7 separate regions of the Mus musculus genome follow, and regions 2, 3, 4, 5, 6 and 7 are each linked to region 1. Evidence: chromatin loops called from intact Hi-C (ENCODE). Cell type or tissue: heart. All regions are shown on one strand. Region 1 overlaps Slco3a1 (solute carrier organic anion transporter family, member 3a1). Region 2 has its middle 110 kb from the start of St8sia2. Region 3 has its middle 10 kb from the start of Gm26176. Region 4 has its middle 99 kb from the start of St8sia2. Region 5 has its middle 11 kb from the start of St8sia2. Region 6 has its middle 30 kb from the start of Gm21269. Region 7 overlaps Fam174b (family with sequence similarity 174, member B).

The links. Peaks named below come from ENCODE experiments on the same cell type or tissue, not always from the same donor. Only the 100,000 strongest peaks of a DNase experiment are listed, where the experiment ranks them.
Region 2: a loop joins it to region 1, with 4 times the contacts of the local background. A loop is called at or near these places in 5 of 42 quality-filtered maps.
Region 3: a loop joins it to region 1, with 10 times the contacts of the local background. A loop is called at or near these places in 37 of 42 quality-filtered maps.
Region 4: it touches region 1 in a loop (5-fold over the local background); 5 of 42 quality-filtered maps call a loop at or near these places.
Region 5: it touches region 1 in a loop (11-fold over the local background); 36 of 42 quality-filtered maps call a loop at or near these places.
Region 6: it touches region 1 in a loop (7-fold over the local background); 6 of 42 quality-filtered maps call a loop at or near these places.
Region 7: it touches region 1 in a loop (2.7-fold over the local background); 5 of 42 quality-filtered maps call a loop at or near these places.

The regions. Positions count from the first base shown.
Region 1 is chr7:74,353,120-74,357,119 of GRCm38, forward strand. The region is part of intron 3 of Slco3a1 (solute carrier organic anion transporter family, member 3a1); the gene reads right to left. Among named protein-coding and RNA genes, the nearest start is that of Slco3a1, 200 kb to the right of the region's middle. In heart, a CTCF peak has its summit at 1,594 (motif pointing left); no DNase peak of the experiment used is centred here; H3K27ac peaks cover 224 bases.
Region 2 is chr7:74,120,367-74,124,366 of GRCm38, forward strand. No RefSeq gene overlaps it. Among named protein-coding and RNA genes, the nearest start is that of St8sia2, 110 kb to the left of the region's middle. In heart, no CTCF peak of the experiment used is centred here; no DNase peak of the experiment used is centred here.
Region 3 is chr7:73,654,110-73,658,109 of GRCm38, forward strand. No RefSeq gene overlaps it. Among named protein-coding and RNA genes, the nearest start is that of Gm26176, 10 kb to the left of the region's middle. In heart, a CTCF peak has its summit at 1,842 (motif pointing right); DNase peaks (open chromatin) are centred at 1,872 and 3,342; H3K27me3 peaks cover 793 bases.
Region 4 is chr7:74,110,626-74,114,625 of GRCm38, forward strand. No RefSeq gene overlaps it. Among named protein-coding and RNA genes, the nearest start is that of St8sia2, 99 kb to the left of the region's middle. In heart, no CTCF peak of the experiment used is centred here; no DNase peak of the experiment used is centred here.
Region 5 is chr7:74,022,833-74,026,832 of GRCm38, forward strand. No RefSeq gene overlaps it. Among named protein-coding and RNA genes, the nearest start is that of St8sia2, 11 kb to the left of the region's middle. In heart, a CTCF peak has its summit at 2,350 (motif pointing right); no DNase peak of the experiment used is centred here; H3K27me3 peaks cover 518 bases.
Region 6 is chr7:73,854,086-73,858,085 of GRCm38, forward strand. No RefSeq gene overlaps it. Among named protein-coding and RNA genes, the nearest start is that of Gm21269, 30 kb to the left of the region's middle. In heart, a CTCF peak has its summit at 1,646 (motif pointing left); no DNase peak of the experiment used is centred here; H3K27me3 peaks cover 443 bases.
Region 7 is chr7:73,747,056-73,751,055 of GRCm38, forward strand. All of the region lies in intron 1 of Fam174b (family with sequence similarity 174, member B), which reads left to right. Among named protein-coding and RNA genes, the nearest start is that of Fam174b, 8.7 kb to the left of the region's middle. In heart, a CTCF peak has its summit at 2,488 (motif pointing left); no DNase peak of the experiment used is centred here.

The DNA.
Region 1 (4,000 bases):
CTCTCCGGGTATTTTTAAGTTCATGTACCTATTTGCTTAAAGTATATCAGACTTTTGCTATGGGACTCGGGAATTTCAAGAGTATCATTAAGTGACAAACCTAATTAGAAAGTGGAGGTGGTGAGGGTGTGGGGCATTCCATATCCCAGCCATCCAGCTAATGAGTCCACCAAACTGAAGGAAGCTGGCTGCGGCGCTAGTCCTCTCAAAAAGCAGAGGAGGAAGCCTAGCTGGTGACCTTTTCCCATAAGCACATGGGCTATAGCATCTTGTTGCAGCTACCAATGCCATGCAGCTGTCTGCAGGGCCAGCTGGTGTGCGCGTGACTCTGGAATGGTGTCCACATGTGTGCTGGTGACGTTCAAACAACTAGGAAAAGATCCATGGGAGGGAGTAAACTTGATTAAGTACAGGTTTCAGTGAGGCAAGTTGCTAGGCTGAGAGAAAGAGTTGAGAATCAGGGCTGAAAGCATGCTGGATCCCTTGGTAACTGCAGACGCTAGTAGACTTCACAGATGCGCCATAGTATCTAACCTTTATAGCACGCTTCCTATATTCAAGACATTGTCTGGGTTGAATGTGTGGTTTTCTTGCATTAGCCACACACAGTCTCAAGGAGGAATGGCTGCCCCAGGATCACAGAGCTCACGGGAGTATGATCTGGATTCACAGGATTCTAGACTCTCAGGGCACACAATGCCTTATCAAATAGAAGCTACACTTCCCGACAAGGTCCCAAGTTCCCAACAAGACAGCACAGGCACACCTTTAATAACTGTTTAACCGTGGCAGCTGCTGTTCCTAAATCTCCCTGCAATAAACCCACACGGCTAATGCTGGTCGATTCAGTGCTTGGGGGCACACCCTGAAACCGAGCCCCGTCGTCAAGGTTCTGTGTTCACGGTCAAACTTTAGTTTCAACAAGACATTCTGAAGAGAGATCTCTGCAAGTCTCATCCCTTCTTCCCCAGCCCTCACAGGATGGAGCAGTGGAGCCACACAGAATCAAACCCAGATGAAAGGCCAGCCACCGAGTCCCATGCCTAAGCCTGACCAGATGAGCCTCTGCTGCCCACCTCCACCCCCTCTTGGGGCTCTTCTGCCACTCTGCTGGCTCATTCCTGCAAGTAACCTGCTCTCCTGCTCCCACAGCTGCACTGACTCCCAGGCCCCAGGCAAGCCTCCTTTCTCTTGGCGCTGTTGCTTCCTTAGCAACCTCCGTGTCAGGGGAAAGTACACTTTCCTTCCATTTGTCCCACAGTACGGGCCTTCCATAGACACCTTTGCCACCTCCACATAAATTCCAGGGAAGGCAGGGATTGCTTTCCCTGCATGCTCCCCAACCCCAGATTCCAGAGATGCATGTGGCTCTAGGCATACAGGCATTCATGTAGAGTATAACATTTGTATATGGTGGGCAGCCCTAAAGAAGAGCTATCCTTAGGACCCTTAAAGGACATAGAAATCCTGCCTCAAAATACAGCCAAATGCACCAGACACGACAAGGTTCTGCCACAAGGGCAGAAACAATGAAAATTGCTTGGAAAGGAGATTTTCCTGGTTGAGTCCCTAACTAGTGGTGCTCTTCTGCCCTCTAGTGATGATAATCAGCACTGACTTTCATGTACCTTCAAGAAGCTGTGGGACTCACAGACATCCTCTCTTAGCAAAGGTTCTCTGGTCACCTTGTGCTCAGGAAGGCTGCCATCAGTAAGACATGGAGACAGTAAGGAAAAGTGTCCATCTGAGGTGTACACAGAGGCATTAATGCCAATCAAGGGTGGAGGAGGTCGCTTAACTTCTCACAGGGCTTAGGGGACAAGAAGAGATGATGACAACTCGAAGGGGTCCTTAGTGCTGTCATCCTCTTGGCAAGCTGAGGGCCTGTAGGTGATAGGTTAAGTGCTCCCAGCTGCCATTCTATCCATGGCTTCTGCAGGCACTGAGAGAGGAGGCTCTTTCATGAAGTCTGGGAGAGGGGATCATGAGTGGGAAAAATCTGCCACATGGCACAGGAGACTTGGTTTGTATACAAATGCGCCTCCACTGGTCGGGTCAGACCCCTCCCCTTCCGGATCTGAGATCCAGATCCCTCCCCTTCCGTACCTGAGTCTCCTCCCCTTCCGTACCTGAGATTCAGGATCCTCACTAATTTGATGAAAGATCTGAAAGTGCGTGCTGCCCAAGGTTCTTTCTGGCTCAGACATTCTGGCCACCCCCTAGGCCTCACTTTGATGGGTCACTCCTGATAACACAAATGGCCAATACAAAACATATCACACATCGCTTTCCAAGGCAGCTTTCCCAAGGAGCTTCCAGTCTCCTCCAGCCCCTGGCTGCCCCTGGAGAGTGCTGCCTTTGGCACACCAGTTGGAGCTAGCTTTTCTGTCTGCAGGAGATGGCAGCTGACTTTTTATTGAGCGTCCCTTAGCAGCCCATCCTTGCTTGCTAGAGTGGACTTCAAAGGGCCAGGCAGCTGGAAGACAGGGGCATTTCATCCCTTCCTGTCCAGGCCTAGCACTTGGCAGGAACAAATAAGGCTGCGTCTGATTTTATTTTCTACTTGGAAATTTGTAACATCATTAGAGACAAGTAAATATATCAGTGGGATTAATGGACTGAATCAGAGAGCAACTTGATTGGATTTAAGACCACATTATTTCTTTGGGGTGAATTAGTAAATTTAGCACTGTCAAGAGATGATGGATTGGGAACCCAGGGACTGAGAGTTCTTATTGATCCGGAGAACAGATCAGCCCAAGAAGCAGCATCAGCTCTCCCCTCCCCCATCTGCCTGCAGGGAGAGGAGAGGAAGGGAATGGGGCTTTGTTACTGATGAAACTATGTAGAAATCCCGTGTTCTCTTTCAGACAGTGGCCACAATAGTTGTAAGCATAAGGCTGTTAACAGATCTCAGCTGATGCCCTTATGATGTTCCATAGACCCAAAGAGGCCTTTCTGGAGTGGGTGTGGCATTTTTGTAGGAGGTCTGTCACTGGGCTTTGAGGTCTGAGAAAATTAAGCCAGGCCGAGTGGCTCAGTGACTTCCTTCTGTCTGTGGATCCAGAGGAGAGCTCTCAGCTACCTCTCCAGCACCATGTCTGCCTGCATACTGCCATGCTTCCTGCCATGACAATGATGGACTAAATCTCTGAACTGTAAGCCAGCCCTAATGAAATATTTTCCTTTATAAGAGTTGCCATGGTCATGTTAACTCTTTACAGGAACAGAAACCCTAACTAAGACACCCCCAAATCCTTGCCTCCACCTGGAATTCATATTCTTATATCTAGCTTAACCATGGCTCTGTGTAACTGGCTCTTTTCCAGGAAAGAATGACACAGACATTACATGCTGTCAGGAGGATTGGTGACAGACTCTTGTAGAGAGGACCAGGAGGGTCAGCCTGGCCACCACTGCATGGACTCTGAGGTGGATCCTTTCCTTTTCGGTCTGCAGACTTGGTTACACCCCACTAAAGCTGCTCCTGAGTCCTAGACCCACTTCAGAACCGTGAGACAACAGCCAGGTGTGGTGGCACACACCTTTAATTCCAGCACGTGGGAGACAGAGGCATATCTCAGTGAGTTCGAAGCCAGCCTGGTCCACAGAGTTCCGGGACAGCCAAAAACCAAAAGAAAAAAAGAAAAAAAAAAGTTAGCTATGAGACGAGGTGTTTCCTTCATGGGTAACTTTACATACGACTCTACATATGTTATAGACTTGCGCTGGTAATGAGCAGGATGCATTACTTCTGATCACAGACTTTAAGGACCAGTGTATAATGTCCTGCCTGGAAATTATAAACACTGGGATCAGGATAAACATCTGTGGGTCTGGGCCCCAAAACAGCCATAGAGAGCTAAGTCCCACGTCTTTCCAACACCAATCTGTGTTGAACAAGTTATCTACCAAATTAATTTTCAGCATATCCAAATCAGTAAAATGTGAGGACTATTTGTTACCACAGAGCAGCCATGATGGTCAAGCCCTTTTGCCA
Region 2 (4,000 bases), 230 kb before region 1:
TGTATTATGCAAGTGTAGTTGCTAGGAGTTTAAATATAATTCCAAGGAAAAATCTCCTTGCCCTCCAAAGAAACTCCAATGGAGTAGAGGAGACTGACAAGTAAATGTAATTATAGTGGCCAAAGGGAGGCAGCACGTACTGTGGAAGTTTACAGTACACAAAGAGAGAGTTTTACCCCACTTTTCCCAGTGACTGAACAATATGTGTCATTGGAGAAGTGGAAAGGAGTTCTCCCAAGGGACCAAGAGTAAAAACATTCACATCTTGGACAGTCTTGAACCCTGAGGTGCATGTGGATGTTGTACAGGACTATCCTAGAAGCACTGGGCCTGGTCACAAAAGATCATCACAGCTCATCCTATCAGCTGTCTGTCTTCCCTCAGAGAAGGGGGAAGGATAGTCACAGGGTCCACACCTGAGAATTCACTCATCCCTTTCAACCAGTTGTATACAATTCTGCCCTAATTGCAGATGGTGTTGGGGGAAGGGCTAGAGGATGTAAATGGGGAAGAATGAGGGAAGGGGATTCCGTCTCTGCCCAAAGGAGTAGACCATCTACACTGGCTGCTTTAAGTTGACCTATACTCCTGCTCCAAACACCTTCATTCTAATAAATAAAGCCTACTAAATCCATTGGTTCCCCCTTGTTGAACTTTGGTGGAATAGTGCCTAGGTTTGTGGCTGGGATCTTAAGAGGAAGAGCAAATGTTTGTCTCTCCTAGGGAAGGAATTTTAGCAACAGGACATCTGGAAGTAGTTCTGGGTAGTTTACAGGGTAAACTTTAAGCTTTTGTAGCAGTTGAGAATAATACTGATGGTACTGAGATAGCAAAGGCAGCTTGTATGTAAGACCCATGCCTTGTGCCAATGCTTTCATGAAGCCTTGGCAAGACCTCCAGGATCAGATACGCCTGTAAGGAATCTACTCTTGCTGCTGAGAGGAGCCAGGGCTAGAGGTAAAATGGGGAGGTGGCAAAGCTTCTGTGACCAGGGCTTAAGGAAGAGCTGGCTATGTTCTGTCTGTGGCACGAGGCTGTCATGGATGGAGTAGGCATTGCTTCTTTATGTTGACTTGGTTTGTTTGTTTTTGAGATGCTGCCCGTGCTTACCTGCGATTCCTGAGTTCAAGTAGCCCTCCCACTTTATCTTCCTAAGTAAGGACTACAGGAACACATCAGTGGGCGAGCGCCATGTTGGGATTGGATTGCCATTGTGGTAGTGTTAGAAGGAGAGAATGTAGGTCATGGGATAGAGCTTTTCATGGGCAGACTAATGTCATTCTCACAGGTAAATCCTTGCTGTCGTGAGACCAGTAGATTGTCATTTTAAAGGCAAGTTTAACACTCTTCCTGTTCCCTCTCTTCTGTGGGAACTTAATTGCCTTCTGCTTTCTTTCAGGAAGTTTCACTAGAAGCCAAGCAGATGAAGAGTCACATCTCTGAACACCCCAGCCTTCAGAACTAGAACCCCAAACAACCCCTCTCTGTTATAAAATGTCAAAGTTTCAGACATTCTGATACAGCAACAAAAAACCTAAGACTAATGTTACTCCTGTATACCCTCTAATTAGTGTTTTGTTTTTCCAGAATACCTTCAGGAGCAATGGGGAATTTATGTAACTGCCTGGTGATGGGGTGGGACAACAGTATCTGCTTGCTTTCTTGATTAGTTCCAATATTGCCACTAAGGTCACCTATCAGTGCAATTAAACTCCCTTAAAGCTTGGCTCTGTAACATCGATAATGGGGCAGAGACATTTCTTGAGATTAAATAAGCTGATGTGTATGGCATGCATGGACACAGGTATCTCTGACTCCGGAAACGGTAGGAGAAGAGAGATCAGAGTCTCACACTCAGGTCTTCTCTCTCCCTTCTCTCTAATCAGGCTTACAATTAGAGACTAGAATTGGCTGCAGCTTTGGTTTGAGAATGTATTAATGGAAAACCCAGTCCTAGCTGCCAAATGTCGCTGGGGTAATGGGGGCCTTCTCTTTACAACTTCATCCCTAAGGCCAAGTGTAAGCCTTGGCAGCCCTTTGTTGGAGCTTGTAATGGTCATGACACTCTCTGACGTCCATTGCTAACCGGATTGGGGAAGTGGATGTCTATGATGCCCCGGTGGCCTGGAGCCTGATTCGAATAAGGTGGTGGGTGTCTGTGTAAGTCCCTTGAGTGGATTAAGTGTGACACCAGAGTTGCCTGTGTGTCAGCTTAGCTACTGTTGGTGTTATAACTGATGGCAATTTTAAAGACTAAGACACGTTCCCAGTCTTGCAACTGTATGAAATCGATTTCATTTTATAAACTGTTTTCCTTTGTCTGTTTGTATGCCCGTATTTGGGCAAACACATCACATACATATATTTGCATATAAATTTACTTTGGGTTGGCTTACAAAATGTGCTTCAAGGTTAACATTCTAATACTGACCTCTATGCCTTAGTTTTCATAATTATTGCTTCAATATGCATAAGTTATTCTTTCCAGTTTAAATACTGCTTTATTTCTTTTAAGAACTAAAGGACATTTTTACTTTCTATTATTAGTAAGATTCTACCATATATATATATATATACACACACACACACACTTAGGGGAAACCCAGGCTGTTCTGGGAGTCATGGGCTCAAGAGATCCTCCTGATCCATCTTCCAAAGAAGCTAGAAATACAGGTGTGTGCCAGCAGGCCAAACTTCGTGTTGGAATGGGACTTTGGGGAAGCAGTAATGTATATACTCAGGGCTCTTGATCCCCAGCGTATATAAATCCAGGTCCTTGTTCTGTTACTCCAGCTAGCTGTGTTTTGTGTCTTCATTTCATTATCTTATGATAGGTTGAGTGAGGCATTTTTGCCAAACAAGCTGAAAATATAAGTAGCATGCAATATAAACATTAACATGTGCTCCTCAGGTTAAATGGGAGGGATGGCTCAGTGGTGGTAACCCTTGCTGCTCTTCTAAAGGACATGGGTTCAGTTCCCAGTATCCACACCAGAAAGTTCACAAATATCTGTAACTCTGGTTCTAGGGGATCTGATGCCCTTTCCTGGCCTCCATGAGCAACTGTATGCATGTGACACATATACATTATCTCTCTCTCTTAACACACACACACACACACACACACACACACACACACACGTGCGCGCACATTAAATAGTCTTTTAAAAAGATGCATTAAATACGTCTAAACTGATAAATATATTAGCTTAGCAATACCGTACACTACCCTTGCCCAGGATCTGCACTGATTATCACTAGTCCAAGAAAGGTCATGATTCAAAATCTGAAACATAATTTCCATTGAATGTGCATTGCTTTTTATATCATTGTAATGTGGGGGAAAAAAACCCTGTTAAGTTGAAGGCTACTGTGTGGGATTATGTATGGATTGTGTGGGGCTCAGCAGGTCTGGAGAGAGCTCAGCTTGTAACACTTCTCATCAAAATCTATGTGTCAGGAGGGATGTTATGGTACTGTTTGTCCTTCTTCTCTTCCTGCTTATGGGCTCTTTTCCTGATTGTGATAAACACTCAAGAAAATGAGCTTAAGCACTTTGCAAGTCTCTAGTCACATGTTTGTCAGTGTTTCATTGACCAAATGTGCTTGTTAGTTTTATGTAAACTTCACACAAGCTACAGTTATCTGAGGAAAAAGAAAAAAGAAAAGTAACCCCAGTTGAGAACAGGTCTCCATAAGGTCCATCTGTAAGGCATCTTCTTTACTAGTGATGGATGGGCCAGCCCACTGTGGACAGTGCCACTCCTGGGCCTGTGTTTTTGTGTTCTATAAGAAAGCAGACTGAGCAAGCCACAGGAAGCAAGCCAGTGCTCTGCATTAGCCCCTTCTAAAGGTTTCTGCACTGTTTGAGTTCCTGTCCTGACTTCCTCCAGTGATGTACCACGCACGATATAGAAATGTAAGCTTAATAAACCCTTTCCTCTCCAACTTGCTTTTAGTTGTGGTAAGTCATCATAACCATAGAAACCCTGACTAAGAC
Region 3 (4,000 bases), 700 kb before region 1:
CTGGTGTTTCTCACTGCCATTTGTTCCTGCTCCTCTCTTTTTCTTGGGAACACCAAGGGGTTATGTCCCAATTCCTTGCGTGTGGATGTTAATTGTTGGGCTCTGAGCAGAAATTCGACTGGTCCCTTAAGGCTGAGGCGAGAATGAGCTGTGGGCTTTCTCACTTTATCTAAACCTGTCCCTGGAAGGGGAGGGTGATGGGGCTGACACAGTTGGAGAAGGTAACAGAGTTGCAGTGTGGAGAGAACTTGGCTCTCTATATAACTGACCACTAGAGGGAGTCCTCCCCACTTACTGGACAAGGCTGCGGAAAGGCAACCCTGTTGTCACTTGTTAAACTGTGAGATTTTTTTTTTCCTTTTAGTAGCAATTCTCTATTCTGACAAACTTGATATCCAACCCCTCTGAATCGTGGCTATTTTTGGCTGCTTGGTCAGTTAAACGGATTAACTTGGTGTATAGTGCTGGTGTGCGGTCCAGGGATGCCAGCTGCTGTCTGTGAGCTCCGGAGAGGATGCAGATTTTTGCCAGCAATGTCAGGACTCACATTCTCACAGCATCACCAGAAGGTGCCAGCGTGCCGACCACCTGATTGGGCCAGCCTCTGTCCTAAGGATACTTGATGTGGCGTATCAAGACCAGTGATGAGACCACTCTTGAGACCAGTGATGAGTGCAGTGTTAGTCCCAGTGAGGATCGTAGCAGCTGAGGCCATGACGAGTTACAGACACAGCAAAGGGCAGACTATAGACTCCCAGTGCTTCAGCCTCAAGACAAGCTCCATGAGTTTTTGGAAAAAGTGACAGAGAAAAAAATTATGTCTCTCTACAACGTCCATCTACTTTCTTTCTCTCTGGGGAAGCGTTGCTTTTCCTCTTCAGCTTTCTCTCCACGACAGAAGGATCTGCCTGCATAAATTAATCTTTCGGCTTATGCTTGGCTCCAGATGTGGAAGGACGGTCTTCCTTCTTTCTCTGTTCCAGGGTCCCATGTGTGTGTTTTGTTTGAATCCTGTGGGCTCTGTGTGAAGCTGTGCAGAGGGAAATTGGTTTGGGAACCCAGCCCATGTCCCAGTCTTTCCCAGCTCCCCTCAGCACTGGGTCTCTTGAGGCCACAGGGACACTTTAAAGCTCTTACCATTTCAAAGACAGTACAAACTGTGGTGGGATTATAACTCTGAAAGTGGCCTTTTCCCTTTTTCCCGTGGAGTGTTCCAGAAGCACCTTCCATTTCTTTATTTCTTTGTGGAGCAGAGGAAGATTTTGTTTGCAATCCCACAAGAATCAGAAAAGTTTCAACTTTTGGGTGTTTTTATTCAAATCCAGATACATCGGGGCTGGAGAAATCCATCTGCCTCTAGCCTTATTTTTTTTTCCAATTTCTATGGCTTCTTTGGGAATTTTACATTATGCACCCTGATCAAATTCATTCCTCAGAATTTCCATGTCCTTCCCTGCACCATTGTGGCCTCCCCCAACCCCCAAAATAAGATAAAAATTGGACCCATGTCCAATTTGAGTCATTTGACCACTGGAGCATGGTCAAACTCTCCACGGCCTGCCACTTAAATAGAACCGAGTCTTCCTGTTTCCGCAGAAGACGTCGCTTGTGGGGAGCTACACTTGAGCATCCTATCACACCTTTTAAGAGTTCTCTTTCTGTTTAGGTTCACACTCTTTTTTGAGATCGGATTAGGAGGTGTTTAGCCTCCTCAGCATCCTGGCTTAGTCTTCCAAGTGCCCAGATTACACACTCAGTTTAGAGGGTGAAATATGTTCAACAATGTAACTTTTTTTGGTTGTTATTTAAAAACAATGTGATTAGACAGAAACAGCCCTATCTTTGGGGTTTCGGAAACTGACAGAAGATGGCGCCAGAGAGCCGATGTGGAGATGGATGGGGTCCTGAGCTGAGAAAGTCCCTGAAAACAAGTGGCCCAGGAGCATCTTAGCATCCTGGTATGTCTCTCTCTCTCTCTCTCTCTCTCTCTCTCTCTCTCTCTCTCTCTCTCTCTCTCTCTCTCTCTCTGTGTGTGTGTGTATAAAAGCCATCATTGCCCAGGACCATCTTAGCATCCTGGTGTGTGTGTATATGTGTGTGTGTGTGTGTGTGTGTGTGTGTGTGTGTAAAAGCCATCATTGCCCATTCTCCCAGGCTCACTGTATCACAAGACTTGGAATAAGCTTCCCACAGACTTTGCCATCCTCAGAATAGCACCTATGCTGGGCACGGGCTGCACACCCATCAGTGTGCACTTGCTGGTTGAGATAGGGAGATCCTGAGTTGAAGGTCATTGTAGGAAGCCAACTCTAAGATGGCGCCGGTTTCCGGTGTGCCATTGTCATAAACAACATCAGCGCAGGTGTAAGCCCTGCCAACCCCTCCCGAGCGGGTACATGCTAATTAGGTGACAGCGGTTCAACCTATCCCAGGAGGACACGAAGCCTTTCCCTGTGCTGGGGTGTATATAAGCAGACCTCCCTGCTTGCCCGGGGTCCCCGTAGCAGCATCGAGATGTTCCTGCAATAAGGGCTGTTGAGAAGAATCCGGCCGTGTTGTGTCTTCCTTGATGGCCGAGGTGGGCGCAACAGGTCATCATGGACTACATTTCAAGTGTGAGGCCAGACTAGGTCCATGCGTGCCTATCTTAAAAAACAAAACCAACCAACCAACCAACCAAAGAATAAGAAAGAAAGTTGGTGGCACGAAGTCCACCATCTTGAAGATGCTTTTTGTTTTGGTTTTATTTTCCATTGTGAAGGATGGTGTCTGGTGTTAAAGTGTCCAACCACTGAACTACACGTCCATTCCATCATATAGTATCGAGCTATTATTTTTGCAGATAGTCTCCTGTATCCCAGGCTGGCCTCACACTGACTGTAAAGGTCAAGCTGATCTTGAAACCCTGGCCCTCCTGTCAACACTGGAGGATCTGTGGAGGAAATGAGATATCCCAGCCTCCATTGTGAGTCTTGCCCTTTACAGTTTGAGTGGAGAAAGCAGCTTTGTTTTAGGGTGGGAGAAACAGAGTCTCATGTGATCCTGGCTGACCTTAAACTCCCGATCCTCCAATCTTTCCTTCTAAAGTGGAGTGATTACCGCCTTGAACCGCCTCACTCAACTTTATCATCGTCATCATCGTCATCGTCATCATCATCATCGTCATCATTGTCATCATCATCATCATCATCAATAGACTGAAACAAGGTCACGGAGGAGCCAGGAAGCTTGGGAGGAGAGAGAGGCCAAGGCTGGAACCCAGACCTTTTCCTTCCAAAGGGCCTGCTACCTTTCAGGATGATTGGGCTTGGCTCGTGACCAGGTTTCCGTTTACCGAGCAGGAACAGCTCCTAAAGGAAGAGATGGTATCTCCACTGGGTAGTAATGAGCAGCAAAAACATCCCTGCTCGCTGGAGGCTCCGGCTGGGAAAGCTCAGCTCACTGGGAGTGGAAAGGAGGGAGGGAATGCTGGGAAGGAGGAGAGCAGAGAGGCCAGGGATCATGTGGCACCTTGAGCTGCCCGGGGAGGGAATGCTGGGAAGCTCTTCCTGGGGGAAGAGTGACTCACTTGTTCAGAGAGACTGAAGGACCACTTTGCTTCTGAGTCTTATGCTTCAGATCAATTGCAGGGAGACTGAGGGGAAGGGGCCACATGCGCCTACAGGCACGCAGCAAATTCAATCACTGACCGAGACCGGCAGACCAGGCTGGCTGTTTGCTGATCTGAGCCCAGACGTGAAACAGCTCAAGCTGGGAGAGGGAGGACCTAGGTAAGGTTGGCCTGGAGGAGGTGATACAGGAGTTAGGTCCTGAGGGATGAGTAAGAATTGTCTAGATGAATTAGGAAACAAGGGGCAGGGGTGGGCCAATGCTGTGGACGATGCTGAGACTCTCCCAATGTTATATATAACCTAGCATAAGAATTCCTAGGTTAGTCCTAGAAGTATTTAGTTGAAATTCAAGTGAAGCATGAATGAGGTTGCATTGGTCCTACATATCT
Region 4 (4,000 bases), 240 kb before region 1:
GGGGGAATGAGTTCCTGCCTTTCCTCCAGGACTATGGCTGCTGGGGTGTCAGACAAGGCTCCCTGGACTATGATGAACTCCTAGGAAAAGCCCACGTTGGGAGAAACTGAAAATGTCGGCACTGAAACCTGACATGGTAAGTTTACCCCAAATTGACTAAAATGATATTTTCTGCCTTCAAGCAGAATAAGAGTTTAAACAGAATATGTGCTGAGTTGTAGTGAAAATAAAACTACATTTCTTGCAAACCTGAGTTTTATGAACTAAATTGATACTTACTGTAGTGTTTGCAAATAGCTACAGTGGGGGATATTGGGAAGCTAGTACATCACAGGCCACGACCTGCCAGGTTTGGTTCATCTGAGCTCTTGGTGATATATTTGCTGGCAATGGTACTCCAATCATTGTGCAGTCCCTGGGGCCCTCTGTGTCTAGAACTTCCTTTCATGGAATCCACGGTGCATATTCCCCTTGCCTGGTAGACAGTAAAATGGCTCTCTTGGTTCTTAGTAAGAAGAGAGGGTAGATCTGGGTCCTCAAAGCAACATGGTAATTGATGTCAATAAGCATCCCAGAATAGTACAAGTCTCAAATACATCACCCCCTTTTGATAAATCAAGGTGGGAGTTGAGGTGCACAAAAGACCCAATGGATTCTATTAAGTTCATGAGACCTATCAAGATGCAAGGCCTTTCTGGAAGGGAAACGTTATCACTGGTATAAATTAGAGGTGTGTCTGCCTAACCAAAAACTGTTTTGCATGTCTCATTTATCAGCTCTCATGACTGCCCTGCTCGAGTCAGGACCAGCATCAGTGGAGGAGTTCTTTGTAAATGGCACCTGATGCACCCAAGGGCTCTTTCTGTACAGCATATGATGTCTTCAGCAAGGGAAGTGTGTCTATTCCCATTTCTAGCCAGCTCCACTGGGAGCTTTGCTTCTGTGGTTCTTCCGTCTGTCCCCTTTGGTATAAGCAGTTTGTCCCCAGCACCCTGCTTATCCTGCACTCCTAGGCTGTTAGGATGTGACTACCTCCTGTTTTGGCTGTCCTCGTGGGCTGGTGCAACATACGCTCATTTCTCACCATCCACCTTCCACCATGTGATGCTGCCACTGACCCAGAAAGAATATATTCTTTTGGGGGTGGGTCTCCTGTGCTAGACAGAAGAAATTCAGCAAGAGTTAGGTAGACACACCTTTATTTTATATCAGTGATAGCTTTTTCCTTCCAGAAAGGCAGAGTTGAACAGTCTCTTTCTTGGTCTTTGGAATAGACTCTCGCTTCTATGTGGTATCGATTTGAGATACACAGGAGACGGGTGATGCATACAAGTTGACTATGCTCTTGATTTACTTTAAAATTTGTGGAGTGCCTGCTTTGTGTTATATCCTCATGAGGCCAGGGAATGCCCAAGACTCATCTGAATCTCTGCAAACAACAACAACAACAACAACAACAAAACCCAGCAGGGTGCAGGGAACCTTGTTGGCATGAATACAGTGTTACCTCCCTGTGTATATGTTACTCACATCCCCCACACAGCAGAACTGAAGGCCATTGTAGATTCTAGAAGAGAGAGAAAACATCTGGACAGAGCCTGTGCCATTTAGGGATTTCTAGCTGAGAGCTATAGCAGCTCCATCTATTATTGGACTTCAAAGAGAAAAACAACACCCCCTGCCCCAAACTTATCCGGAAGGAAAAACTTATTCCTGTCCCTGGCTGAAGGCAAGACCAAGCAAGTCCAGATGGGTTTCATCAGTAAAATTGCTCACTGGTGTATAAAAGTATTCCTCTTGGCTTCTGGGTGATAACATTTACCGAAGGGAATAATGAATGACAGTCTTTTCCTTAGATGTTTCAATGCTTGGTATTTTTATTTTATTTTAATTAGGTATTTTCTTCATTTACATTTCCAATGCTACCCCAAAAGTCCCCCATACCCTCCCCTCCCACTCCCCTACGCCTCCCCCCCCCCCGCCACTCCCACTTCTTGGCCCTGGTGTTCCTCTGTACTGAGGCATATAAAGTTTGCAAGTCCAATGGGCCTCTCTTTCCAATGATGGCCAATTAGGCCATCTTTTGATACATATGCAGCTAGAGTCAAGAGCTCCGGGGTACTGGTTAGTTCATATTGTTGTTCCACCTATAGGGTTGCAGATCCCTTTAGCTCCTTGGGTATTTTCTCTAGCTCCTCCATTGGGGGTCCTGTGATCCACCCAATAGCTGACTGTGAAAACCCACTTCGGTGTTTGCTAGGCCCCAGCATAGCCTCACAAGAGACAGCTATATCAGGGTCCTTTCAGCAAAATCTTGCTAGTGTGTGCAAAGGTGTCATCATTTGGAGGCTGATTATGGGATGGATCCCCAGGTATGGCAGTCTCTAGATGGTCCATCCTTTTGTCTCAGCTCCAAACTTTGTCTCTGTAACTCCTTAATGCTTGGTATTTTTAAAGCTACACAGGCAAAATCAAAGCGTGTGTTCAAAATGTCATGGTATGATTTTTTCCCCTTATTTATGTATTTGTGGAAATTTACCAGTTCCTTTATATCTACCTTTCAAAAATTGATTGTTCTTATGCACTTACTCTCTTTGCAGCAAAAATCATTACAAAAAAAAAAGTCCACAACCAATCAAAATACAGAGCATAAGTGGCCGTGTAGTGACTAGCCCAAAGGATACATTTACAACTCAACTCTTGTACCCAAGGTTCAGGGATCTAGTGAGGGAAGAGGAGGTGGGAAGATTGTAAGAGCCAGAGGAGCAGGAAGTTTGAACACCAAGAAGTATGCTAACCTGGGAGAGGGAAATCCCATGAGGCCTCAAACCTATACAAAGAACCACGGAAAACCGAGAGTGGGACACGTAGTCTTCTTCAGAGAAGAACCATAAGCTGGTTATCCAATACCAAGTCATCAGCCTGAAATCATAAACACATGAGTAACATTATACAGACTGAGGAGGCGATACTTAGGAAAACACACACACACACATTTTACATGTATGTAGCAATAATTTAAGAAAATGAGACCATGAAATTTAGAGAGAGAGAGAGAAAGAGAGAGAGAGGGAGAGAGAGAGAGAGAGCGCAAAGGAGGTACATGGGAACTAGGATTGGGTTGGGAGGAGGATAAGAAATGGGAAAAATTATGCAATTATATTTTAATTAAAAAAATAAAATAATGATTGTCATATTATTAGGTTGTCCCCAGTGTTTCATAAGAATAAGTGAAGGTAATAAAGATTGCTTTGTAAAGCAAATTCTCCTCTGAATTTGCCTTTTCTTTTATATCATAGTTTTCTAATGTGACAGACTATAAAATTTTAGGCTGTCAAATCTGCTAATCTGCGTACCCACTGTTTGTATGCTTGCTGTTCATCAGGACTACTCCAAGGTTTTTAGGGCACTTGGGCACAGCAAACCATCACCACTTCCTAAAAGCTAGTGTGTGAAGCCACCTACAGAGTAGTTTACTGGCAGAAGTCCCTCTGTGGGGCTGACATACTTTGTTTCTGGGCTTCACACTGTCTTGTGAGTGATGACCTGTTGGTCAGGAAGTGAAGTTTTCTTGCCACCTCCTGTCCTTGGGTATGCTCTGGGAAGCTAACTATTTTTGTTACCGGTCTCTGCTGACTTTTCAATAACCCTTCTCCCCTCCCCTCATCCCCTCCAATTCCAAGTCCTTCTGGTCCTCATAGCACACCTTCTGTAAGCTCCTAGGATGCCAAGTGTTTGCTTTTGCTGCGCTGTTTTCTCCCAGAAGGTTAAGGGCCACGGAGCAAGCATTGTTCTCTCCCTGTACTAGAGCATTGCTACAGCGCTTGCATAGGTGTTGAGCTGCTTACTAGGATCTGACCTTCTTTGCTTAACATATTTCCTTCCTAGGGTCCAGACCTTACAATAAACAGGTCCCCTTTGACTGCAGGATAAAGCCTGAACCTCCCTCTGTCCTCTAGGTCAGACCTGGTTCCTCTTCTCAGCCCCTCTCAGGCATCCT
Region 5 (4,000 bases), 330 kb before region 1:
TCTGTTTCTGGAAATTCACCATGATGACAAGAGAGCTCTGGGCTGCTCCTCTCTCCTGAAAGCAATTTAATACAATTTCCTGAGTGGCTCTGGGAGAAGCTGTGGCCTCAAGCCATTTAACATACCCAGGGTTAGCTTGGGCACGTCACAGCAGCTCTTGCAGCATCTAAGTTACTTAAACACTGAGTTATCAAGACACCTGGTTTTTCCAGTACAGCAGATTATGAGCCTTGGGGATAGGGGATTTTACTGCCAGGACCCCAAAGGTCCATGCTCTAGAGACATGGTCTTCAAGGTGGTGTTATTGGAATTCCTGTGGAACTTTAAGAGATGAGACTTTGAAGTCCCTAGGTTAATTTGAAGGTTGCTATGAAAGGGGTTGTGGGACCTGGTCTTTCTGCTCTGTATCATCCTGACATGTGATGTGTGTTGAGGTTTCCTCCTGCTCTCCATTCCTGACATTTAGAAGTTTCACCAGAACCCAAAGCAAACAGGCAGGCCAGTATCTTAGAGGGAAACCTCCAGGATCAACAACAGAATAACAGTTTTCTCTTTTTAAGTTCATTGTCTCAAAGCTTATTGATAGAGCTCGCCCAAGCCATTTGTTTTCTTCTGGAGGGAAAAGTTTAAGGGGGAAGTGTAGATTTAGAGGTAGAAGAAAACTAGAGATGGCCATCATATTTATTTTGATAAACATGATTTTTGGCCAGATTTTCTAAGTGTTATCACAGAGAGCCACTTGCTGAAGCTGACTGATCATTTTAGATTGGAGTTCTTGACTGTGGGCATGGGGATCAGAAGGAACGGGGAGCCAAGGACAGCTGGAACATCCGAGGGGCTTGCATAGTATGCGTTCTTCCTTCTACCCATTCATACTTTCTATTTGGATCCTTTAGAACAAGTGGATTATTTGTGGGTTCAATGAAATGAATATCAAAAAGACTTGAAAAAATTACATGTACTAAACATGCAAAGACTTTTATTTCCTTCCTGCATTTCCCTAAATACCAGGTAACAATTATTTACAGTATTTTACATTACATTACATTGTGTTGGGTACTTGTCATCAAGAGACAGTGGAGAGAATAGGAGGGGATTTGTGTGTTGTGTAGGTAGCATACTGTTTTCTTTCCTATAAGGGACAGGAGCATCCACAGATCATGGTAACTATGGAGGACCTGGAACCCATCTCTCATGGATACTAAAGGGCAACTACATTGTTTTGTGGGTGCTTTTTGGGGGGCGGGTAGGGGTAGGGAAGTATCTGCACTTCGTCTGTCATTTCCTGAGGATGGCCCGGGTGTCCAGCAGTTTCTACCTTTTCAGCTGGATTAGTAACTTTCTAGCTCTCTTGTATTTTTCTAAAGCGTTCATTTCCTTGTACTGTGGCTCATTTCAAAGCTGCTATCTGCTAATGATCCCTGGTCTATCTAAGGGGTTGAGTTCTCTCCTCCACGCCTTTACCTTCTGCTTGCCAGCCTGTGGGGGAAAGCCTGTCTGCAGCTGGAAAGCCCAGCAGCCCACACCACAGCTGGCCTCTGGCAGAGGTGTACCAACAAAGGAAGCAAACAAAAGCTGGGCGGCTGTCATTTCAAGCTCCATTAGGGGCATGTGTTGGGTGAGGAAATCAATGGGAAAAATGAGGCTGGCAGGAAAGGGGCTTCCCCCACCCCCTCTGTTTGTGGAATGGGATTGACCACAAATAATAATAGGGCAGAAATCACCAGGCAGAGAAAAATAAAATAAGAATAATAAAAAAAAAAAAGGAAGTATTTCCAAAGCCCACGAAGGAAAGAAAACTGCCACCCTGTCTTGTTTTGTTTTTCTTTGCATGGCAAAATACGAGTCAAGTCAGGATTGCAGCACACAGCTAGCCACTGTGAGATGGATGCTCTGAATGAAACGGGAATTATTCTTCCACAGTTACTGCGGCCATTCTAAAGGATACACTCTTAACTATCAATAATATTGATATTCGTCCTAATGTGTGGCTAATCGAAGGCCATTTTACAGCTTTGCTTTCAGAAAGCCAGTCAAGAGAAGGTGTCCACCGGGACTGGTTAACTCAAAATTCATCTGGGTCCTCTGACAAGGTACAATAAGAGAGGTATTTTGAGAGACAATGCGGGCAGCGATACAATTTGGTTTTTCGTAAATAGTCTATGAAGAATCAATTCTTACTCTGTAACTCTGTTTTCATATAACTTGTACGCTTACAGGAAGGAAGGTCTACAAAAGGGTTCCTTTCCTGTCACTTGATTCCTTTGAAATGCTTAATCCTGGCCTTTTCCGCTTTCTCTTGATAAGCTTTTCTCTGCCTTTGTTGTCTTGCTGTGCTGCCTGAGAGCCGCCACCAGATGGCACTGTGCCAGATGAGTATCTTGGAGACCAGAAAGGGCTTAGCTGGGGTCAGGTAAATTCGTGGGCAGGGAAGAGTCAGAGGAGAGAGGAGAGCATGAGAAGATACATAAGAAGTGGATACACATGCCTGGAAGGCAAGAATCTTGCATCTTAGTTGTGAACTGATTTGTGTGAAACTGACAGAAGCCACGTGCCTGGAACTGAGATGGAAAAACGGGCATGCAGAAGGCAAAGGAAACAAGGCAAGGTTCTCAAGGATTGCCAAAGATTGGCTGGAGAGTCCCAGGAATCTTTGCAGAGAAGTCCGTTCATTTATACCCCACCAAGCCTTAGTGAAGAAATTAAATGTGAACACTTCTTTAACTAATCAATATCAAAGTCAATAACAGATTGGCACCTTGCACTTCCCTGATGTGGGCGCGAAGTTAATAAATATGTGATTCTGGCGGTTTCAGTTTAGAAGTTAAAAAATAGAATTGTCTCCACTTAGGTGTGTGTGTGTGTGTGTCTGTGTATGTGTCTGTGTGTGTGTCTGTGTGTGTGTGTGTCTGTGTGTCTCTCTGTGTGTGTGTGTGTGTGTGTGTGTCTGTGTGTGTATTTGTAGTTAAACCATGAGTCTTGTCCTTAATGCTTCCTGCCCGATGGAAAGTATATAAATTAGCAAATCCCCTTTCTCCAAGGGATGACAGAAAAGGCAGAATTAATATGTCACTTGTATGCTTGAAGCCCACACACCATGCCCACGTACTAGATAACTATGAAGTAGTGAAATACCTTCCCTGATGTGCCCAAGCCCAGATCACGGAGTTAAGACGTAGAATACACATCTCGGGCTTTAATCACTTGACTCATTTATGGTGCATGCTTGTCACATGTTGCACAGAGATGGCTGTGTCCAATCCCTCATTGACATAGCTGATTCTCATTGTCAGTCCTCTGGGGATGTGGCGTTGAAGCCTCCACATTATGTGGTAAGTGTGGCTGTACTTATAAACACATCTCCGTTACTCGCTGGTTCTGAAAGCCATAGGGCTCAGCCCTGGAAGCACAAGAGGAGAGAGTGAGTATTGTACCATCTTCATCTTCATCTGCCCTGCCACGCTTTTAATGGCGCATGCTTTCAAGTCCCCCAAAGTGAGAGCTGATTAAGCCATGTGCTCTTTGTCCACCTCAGCACTCCTGCTGTCCCTTTGATCGGACTCGTAGTGCAGACTGTTGCAAGTCACCTAAGAGGCAGCTGGTTTACAGAAGGTTTTTTTTTTTTTCTGTGCTCAAAATTAGTAACTCATGCTCCATAGTACATGACTGTAATCCTAGCTCTTGGGAGACAGAGGCACAGGAGCCATGAGTTCAAGACTGTTTCAAAAAAAAATCAGATTAGAAAAAGCCAGTAACTTAAAATCTCATCAAATAGTCTCTCAAAAGGATAATCATGAGTTACAAATACATAGCTCAAACTAATTTATTATTTATTTGTTTGTTTGTATATTATCTCTGTGTATTTGTTTACTGTGTGTGTGTGTGCACGTTTATGTGTGTGCTCATGAACATCTGTGTCTGTGTATGTAGAGGCCAGAAGATCACTCCAGGTGTCATTTCTCAGGAACACTCTCTAGTCCACCCTATATTCGAGACAGGG
Region 6 (4,000 bases), 500 kb before region 1:
CTACTCATGTTGGCACTAATGACAAGACCATTACTTTGTCATGGTTGAGTAGTATTTCACTGTATGTACCACACTTTCTTTATCTGCATGTCCATTTTCTGGCTTGGATATCGAATATTTCCTAAAGCTTCATTAATTGAACACAGTGGTCTTCAATGCACTAACGTTCTGAGGCAGGGCTCTGGAGAAGTAATTCTGTCATGAGACTTTTGATTTGTCACTGGAATAATTCACTGAAGGATAAACGATTCAACAGGCTATTGGGAGTTGACAGGTATTTAAGAGGCGAGGCTTACCTGGAGGCAATGCGTCTTTGGGGATATGACTTTGGGGACTATACTTTACTCCTGCTCTCCTCTCTTCCTCTGCTTCCCCGACACTGTCCTGTGCTACATTGGTTCCTTTCTGTTGTCACATCTGGCTTCGCGTCAGACCCCAACACAGAACCAAAGGCACCGTAGGTTGACATTTCTGAAATCTGAGCCAGAGTCAATTTTTCTTCTTTCTAAGTTGTTCATTTCAGGTGTCCACAGTGGTGGATGCTAACACATCTTGCTGCAGGCTTTGGTTGGCTCCGCATCTTGGCTGCTGTGAACAGGGCTGTAGTCCTCCTTTCTTTGGCTATATACAAGGGATTGTCAGATCATCTGCTAAGTCTATTTCTAGTTCCTTTCAAACAATCTCCATATTCCAAACAGGATAAACAGGCTGATCGAATTTACATTTTTACTCACAATGTGTTAGAGTCCCTCTTCATTTTCTTGCCAACATTCTTCCCTGACTTGAGATAGCCTCACTGTGTAGCCCAGGCTGGCCTCAAATCTCCCACCTCAGCTCTTCAAGTGATGGTCACGGGCATGTGCTGCCCTGCCAAGTCTTTTAAATGTTTTTGGTACACAGTTTCCTCAAGCTGTTTCCATCATTTTAGAGATTAATGTCTTTGTCGAGCAAATCTGATATTTGGCATTTCTTGGGGATAGTTTCCCTGATTTTTCTTTTGTGTTTGTATAGTCATAATTCACTTTTATCTGTTTGCACACTTCTTTTTGTTTGGTTGCTAAAAAAAAAACATACCTACACAACAGAAACAAACTATGTGTTATAAATATTTTAATGTGGTAAATATGGAAATAAGCTTCATTAACATCTCTAGGATTTGTGGTTGTTAATTATTGAGGGATATAACTGTTTGTTGAGTGATTCCTCTACATTATGTTTGTAAGTACGATTTTGTTTGTATGTATTCTTCTTGTTTGCTCTTTCATCTCCTTTTCTCACAAGAGCATCAGTCATACAGATTAGGACCTGACCTCTGGCACACCTTCCCTTCACTCACCTTAACTTCCTCACTGGAGGATTTCTGTTCAAACACAATTGCATTCTGAGGTACAAGGTATCGGGACTTTGGCATATGAACGCTTTGGTAACACAAGGTATTTTATAATGACCACTCCAGTCGGGGTGGAGGACACCCAGGTCCCCATGTCCTTCCTCATCACTGCAGGGAGGTCAAGGACTGTGCAACACGTTTGGCTCCTGGCCTGCCTTCTCTAACATCTCCCTGGTTTGAGATGATGGTTGCCATGGCTCATTCAGCACAGGCTTCCAAAGGTGGGCGCCACTGCCTCTCAGGTGCCCTCTGCTGGCACCAGTGGGAAGGACCACACTTTTTTTCCTACAGTATTTGGCTGGAGTAGATGAGTTCCCATGCAATGTTTTCCATCTTGCTTTCCTTTTACTGGTTTGTTTTAGAGAGCTATGAGCTCTCCTTATGTATATCAGAGGCAGGAGACAATGAACTTTAGCATGGCTTTCATCTGCCAAGTGCCGCTACTCAGCTGAGGCAGCCTTCTCCTTCAGCCCAAGCAATAGTTCTTTCTAGGTCATGATAATCATCTCACCCTGTCACATCTGTGGCTGTAACAATTCCTCACTTTCATGAACTCTGCTGTGTGTCACCAGAATTTTCATCTCCCTGAATGGAACCGATCCTCTGAGAATGGCCCCTCCACCACACTCTCTTGGGTGTCCCTTGCTCCTGCTGCAATGCTTGCTCACTGTGAACTTGTTTCAGTGAACTCTTGTTTCAGTCTCATTTCCGTTCCTCTGAGAAAATATTCTGACCAAAAGCAATGTCAGGGACAAAGGAGCTTTTCTTCCTTACATTTCCAAGTTCTAGGCTGTCGTTCTAGGCAAGTTAAGGCAGAAACTAATTGAATCGTGTCCACAGTCAAGAGCAGAGACAGAATACACATGTTTACTTGACAGACTTGCTGCCAATGCTTGGCCATCTTTCTTCCCTTTTATATAGTCCAGGGCTGAGCCCATAATCTGGCTCCACCATCCACATTCAATTAATATTGATGGATAGTCATCAGATTTCTCTGCAGACATGCTCACAACACTACATGGTCTAGATACTTCTTCAATTGAGACTCTTCTCAGGTGGGTTTGGGTTCTGTCAAGTTGACAGTTAAAACTGACCAGCACACTGCCACAGTCTCCCACAAACGGTCCTTCAGCATCTCTCTCTCCTTTGCTTTCCCGTCCTTCTCCGCGCTTGCAGTATGGCGCCCATGTTGAGGTCCCTCTCCTCGTTGTGTGCCACGAGCGGGCAGGAGCCAATTTTCTTGGAGGGTTTTGTGGAGAAAGGGCTGTATGTGATAGTCAGTGAGTTACTTAATCTTGCCTTGTTGGATTTTAATTTCCTTATCTGTGGAGTAGGTCTTAATATCCGCTCCTGCATAGACTTGCTATGAAGATAAAGTGAGATAATATATGTACAAGTGTTTAGCAAATGCATGCAAACGAAAGAGGTCCAATAAATATTGGCAATTTTGCATTTAATGAAAACTCCAAACTTTTATCCCCCTGCAGAGAAGATGTACAGCTTGTATTTACATTCACCCAGGGAAAAATAACACCTTAGATTTGCGGCCCGTGAAGCACTCTGACGTTCATTATCATATTTAATCCATGCAAGAGCACCATGAGGAAGGAGGGGGATCTGCGGGCTCCTTCCTTTATCTTGGGTTTTAATTGGAAAAGAAGAGTCACAGAGCAGGAAGCAACTTGTTAACTAATGAGCAGAGAAGCGGGCCTAGAATTCTGTTATCGGACTTCCATAAGAGAGAGGAAATCACATCCTTTATTGAGGTGTGTGTGTGTGTGTGTGTGTGTGTGTGTGTGTGTGTGTGTGTGTGTGTGTGTGTGTGATTTTTGTTGCCTGGAGCAGCCAGCGTGTTGTGACTTGAGGTATGAAGGAAGGTACAAAATCCTTACAATGTGAGCCAGGAGGAGCCTGTTTTTCAGAACAGAGAGAAGCTGGCACCCAAGGGAGAAGCCTAGAGGTTCAGAACGCAAGAACAACAAGCAGATGGAAGCCTTACCTTCCAGTCTTGCCCTGTTATGCCTGTTATTTAATTTTGGGTGGAGGCACTTAGGAGTTAGAGGAGTTATGCTGTGTTTGAGGTGGCAGCTGCGTCAGCATCTTAGGATAGCCCTTTCTCACTCCAGTATCCAGAAGCTGCACAGACATGGGAAGTTGCGGCAGTGAAGAGCCTGGGGCTGTGGTTGTTCAAGGAAGGGAGGTCTTGATGCTGACGGCAGGCTGGTGACATGGACCGGAGAACCAGCCTCTGTTCTCATGCAGCTGAGGCAAATGAGGACACTAATCCAGAAATACCCACCTGGGTTGGGATCAGCAAGTCCAGACTGCAAGTTACGTTCCCACAATACACTTCCTCTCCTCCTTAGAGTGATGAAAGGATGCCGTCTCAATCTACCCCTCAGGTTCTGTGCTCAGCCCTGTTTGGCCCCTCCTTTAGGCTCCATATCCCCTGTTGCTAGGAATCTCAGCTATTGTCATCACCCCCATATTCTCTCCCAAAAGCATCCCCCAGCCCAGGTCCCAGAGATACTCTCCCTCTGCCCATTCCCCTCCTCTCTCTCAGCCCTCTTACCACCCCCAGGCTTTCTCTACAGCTGATCCCCACACCCT
Region 7 (4,000 bases), 610 kb before region 1:
TTATGAATAGGCCTTTTAGGCCTGGGCACCTGCTACTGGTTCTTTCTAGCAAGTTGAAAAGGGAAGAACAAATCCCTCTTTAATTTAACCCTGAGCCCTTGGCTTACATGGCGTTCCTAGACTCCCAGACACACATATTCTTGCTCAGTGTAGGTTCTCGTGATACCAGACTTGTATAAGGCTAAGGGGGATGAGGCAGGGTGGGGTGGGTGTGTCCCACCAGAAAGGAAACCCTCCTGGATTTGAGCTGAAGCTTCCCGAGTTGTGTGTGTAGTTTCGGGTGCATGCTTGGGTCTAAAGATTTGCAAGGGGAACATTCTAGGAGCAGGCATTTGAAATCGCGTTCTTAAGGTATCACTTAATAAAAAGCTCCAATAATGTCTCCTAATCTGAGAGCGATCTGCCGGGAATCCAGGCTTCATGTTTATTTTCTGGGGCTGCAGGGAGAAGGAAGCCCATTCTGGGTAGGCAAGGCTTAGACGAGAGCCTTGACACAGAGAACTCTGGTAGGATTCTCCCAGATCTGGGAAGCCTTGGGCTCTGTAACCTCTCAGGTGTGAGCTTTTCTCACATCCAGGGCTCTGTTGGCCTTCCTCCCCTTTCTGCATTGTCTAGATGAAACCGAGGCCCCGTAGCTGGGAGGGATGTAACCCCAGGTGCTTGTATGCTCAGCTGGGCCCTTTCTGGGCCTCCAGCAATGTGGCAGGCTGTACTTTGGCCTTGTCAAGTGGGTCTCCCAAGCACTCAGCCCAGTAGCTAGGAGAGAGTCTGGCTGAAGAGATAGCACATTCTTCCTAGTGTGTTTCAGGGGTGCCTCTGTGAACACAGGTGCTGTGCTGAACAGGGAGCACCCCAGAGGCCCAGGAACATCAGTGTAGAAGGGAGGATTACCCCCTTCATTGATCATTTGGTGGGAAGGAAGCCACGCATTTCAACAGGGGAGCCGTAAACCACAAGTGGCTTTGGCTGGAGATAGAGTGGCCTGGGAAGGCATTGTAGAAGAGGAGGGTGATTGTGGCTTAGCTGTGGAGGAGGGAAAGGGCTTCGTCCAGGGTTGGAAAGGCAAAGCAAGTATAATAGTTAGTTCTAACTGTCAGCACACTTTCGAATCACCAGGGAAGAGAGTCTCGAGTCATTGTCTAGGTCAGATTGGCCTCACGGCAGGTCTGTAAGGGGTTGTCTTGACTACATTAGCTGATGTGGGAACCTAGCCTGTGGTGGGTCCTGGGCTATTTCAAGGTTGAAAAGGTGAGCTGGGTTGTAGACTTAAGTGTATTCCTTCGGTCTCTGCTCTTGACATGGGTGTGAGTAGATGCTTCAGGTCCTTGCCTGGCCTTTCCCAAGTCAGTGATGGATTGTAACCTGGACTGTAACCTGGACTGAAATAAGCCTTGCTCTCTGAATACCTCATTTTGTACAAAGTTCTGTGCTGAACAGTTTATGTTACCTGTTCCAGTGAGGGACGCTTTATTGAGGTTCCCAACTCTGACTTGGGATGAAATAGAAGTGAATGTTGTGAATCCTGTGAGCAGCTGGGCATTGGGCCTGGAACTCAGGGCGTTTCTCCCTCTGAGAGGACTTGAGTTCTTGAAGTGTTGGAGAGCTAGGACTGTCACGTCTCTGACCATGGCAATGGTGTGTGGATGCTGACAGGGTCAATCACTGTGTATCCTACAGCATGGTGACTCCAGTCTCTCAGCCTCCTGTGGGCCACCAACTGTCACTTGCCAGTGTTCTCCAAACACAGTGAACTCTATAGGTTATTTTCTTTTTCTCTCTGCTTGTCTCCCCAGCCCCCAGCCTCCTATACAAACAAAACAGACTCAGCCCTTTGCAAACACACCTGGTAGCTGGCAGAACAGGACCAGGAGCCTTGGTTGTGGCAGCGTTCCACATGTCAGACCCAGGGTGTGCTCTATTTGTCTTGGAGAACAAGAGACATCCTTGAGACTATGGGTGACAGGTTATTGGGCAGTTGGACGGATAGCTCCTAGATCTGTAGTTCAGCTCTTAATGGGTTGTCTGGATTGTGTTGTCTCTCCCTGTGCCTTCTGTCCTGGATGCCTGTGTTGGGGTTTATCTATAGTTGGTATTATTTTTGCCTATCCCAAGGGAGTGGAGACAAAGGGCAGATTGGTTTGTTGACCATGGCAGAATTGCCATGGAATTGGGAGAAGGAGGGGATCCTGGTTGAAGTAAATATCATTACATCTGTCAGGGTTCATAGGCTTTTAGTAGAACGATTAAATATCACTGTTGGCCATATAAACCACAGCTAAGGAACTGAGACAAACTATGCCAACCGAAGGCCTGGGAATTGGAAATTTAGACCACAGACAGTTTGATCTGGTACTGATTTTGAAAACTGGGGGATTTGAGGACACTTAATATAAAGCTTTGGGGGCCCCTCAGGTGAGGATACTTGGTGGTACAGTGTCCATGGGCCTCAGCCTAGGAAGGGACAGGAGCTGGCTGCTGCTGCCCCCTTTAGGCTGAGCACAACACTGCTCTTATTATTTTATACATTTATGTGTTTGTTGTGTGGATGCACAAATGTGTGTACTGTTTTTACACTTATTTATTGTTGTGTTTGTTTGCACATGTATGTGAGCATGTGCCGAAGTGTTATGTGTTGGAAACTTGTGGGAGTTGTAAATCACCTTACATTATGTGGGTCCCAGAGATCAAACTCAAATAAACAGGCACTTGAGCAAGTACCTTTACAACACCTCCAGTTGCCACCGCTCTTCTTGTCTCTGATTTGAAGGCAGCCCATGCTCACCATTTGTCATTATGTTTGTCCCACATTTCCATCACACCATTTCCACCTCAAGGTTTCCCTGTATGTACAGGGCACTGTAGTGTTTGGGTTGTTGACCTGCTGCTTTGAGTCACTGGGCTGGGTCAGTGCGGCTGCACTGAGGCAGCAACAAGAAGAGAGATAGCACAGTGACTGGGTGAGGAGTGGGGTCAGGGAAGACTCTCAACATGGCACTCGGGAGGCTCAGTCAGAGTGTCTGAGGCAGAGCCCAAGTTGCCAGAGGTTGTCCTAAAGCTATTGCCGTGGTAATGAGACACACCCATGTTCCACCTGACTGCATTTAGTTGACGTTGCCCATCTGCAGTGGAGGAAGGTGAGATTCAAATCATACTGACTCATGGAGACACCTGACAGGGTGCTTCAGGATGGAGCTCAGTGGGCCGTGCTCATGGCAGGTTGCTGGGGAACGAGGCATTGGGAACAGGTGACGCTGGCTTTTCTGTCGAGATCCCAGCTAAGGTTGGACTCAGGCACTTCTGCACAGGATATGACAGAGGCCAGAACTGGAAAGAAGGTTCTGGGTTGTGTTCTACCATTCTTTACGTTTAATTGCTTTTCTGGGGAACTTAGTTATCTCTCATGTTGAGCAGAAGGTGCAGAACAGAGCTCAGAGGTCAAAGATCAGATATGTCCTCTGAATCCTGGACACAACCTCCAGGCATCAAGACTCACCCTCAGGGTGCACACCCATCGATGCTCAGCAGCTGCCTTCTTGGTCGCTCCAGTTCCCACATTCTGTTTTCATTTTCTTTGCTGTGTGTTCCTGGTGACAGAGGTGCCACCATACTTCGCCTCAAGCGGCAGCAGGGCTGTGAGGGCTTATGGATGAGATTGCTGAGGTGCACAGATGTTGAATTGTTGATTGTGAGTCCTCAAGTCACCAGGTCAGGGGAACACAGCCACTTGGATGAGGCAGCCCCTGGGTGGCCTCCAGGGGAGGCAGCCTGCTCCATTTCAAATTTAATGATCTGCTTTGAACTTTTAAAAGCACAGACCTTGGTCTGGGGATGTATGTAGCACAGTTGGTAGAGTGCTTGCTTACCATTCTCGACAATTGGTTCATGACATTGGGCAAGGTTGCCCATGCCTGTCATCTCAACCCTCAGGACATGGAAACAGGAGGCAGACATTCAGGGTCATCCTTGGCTATAGAGCAAGTTGGAGACCAGCCTGAGCCTC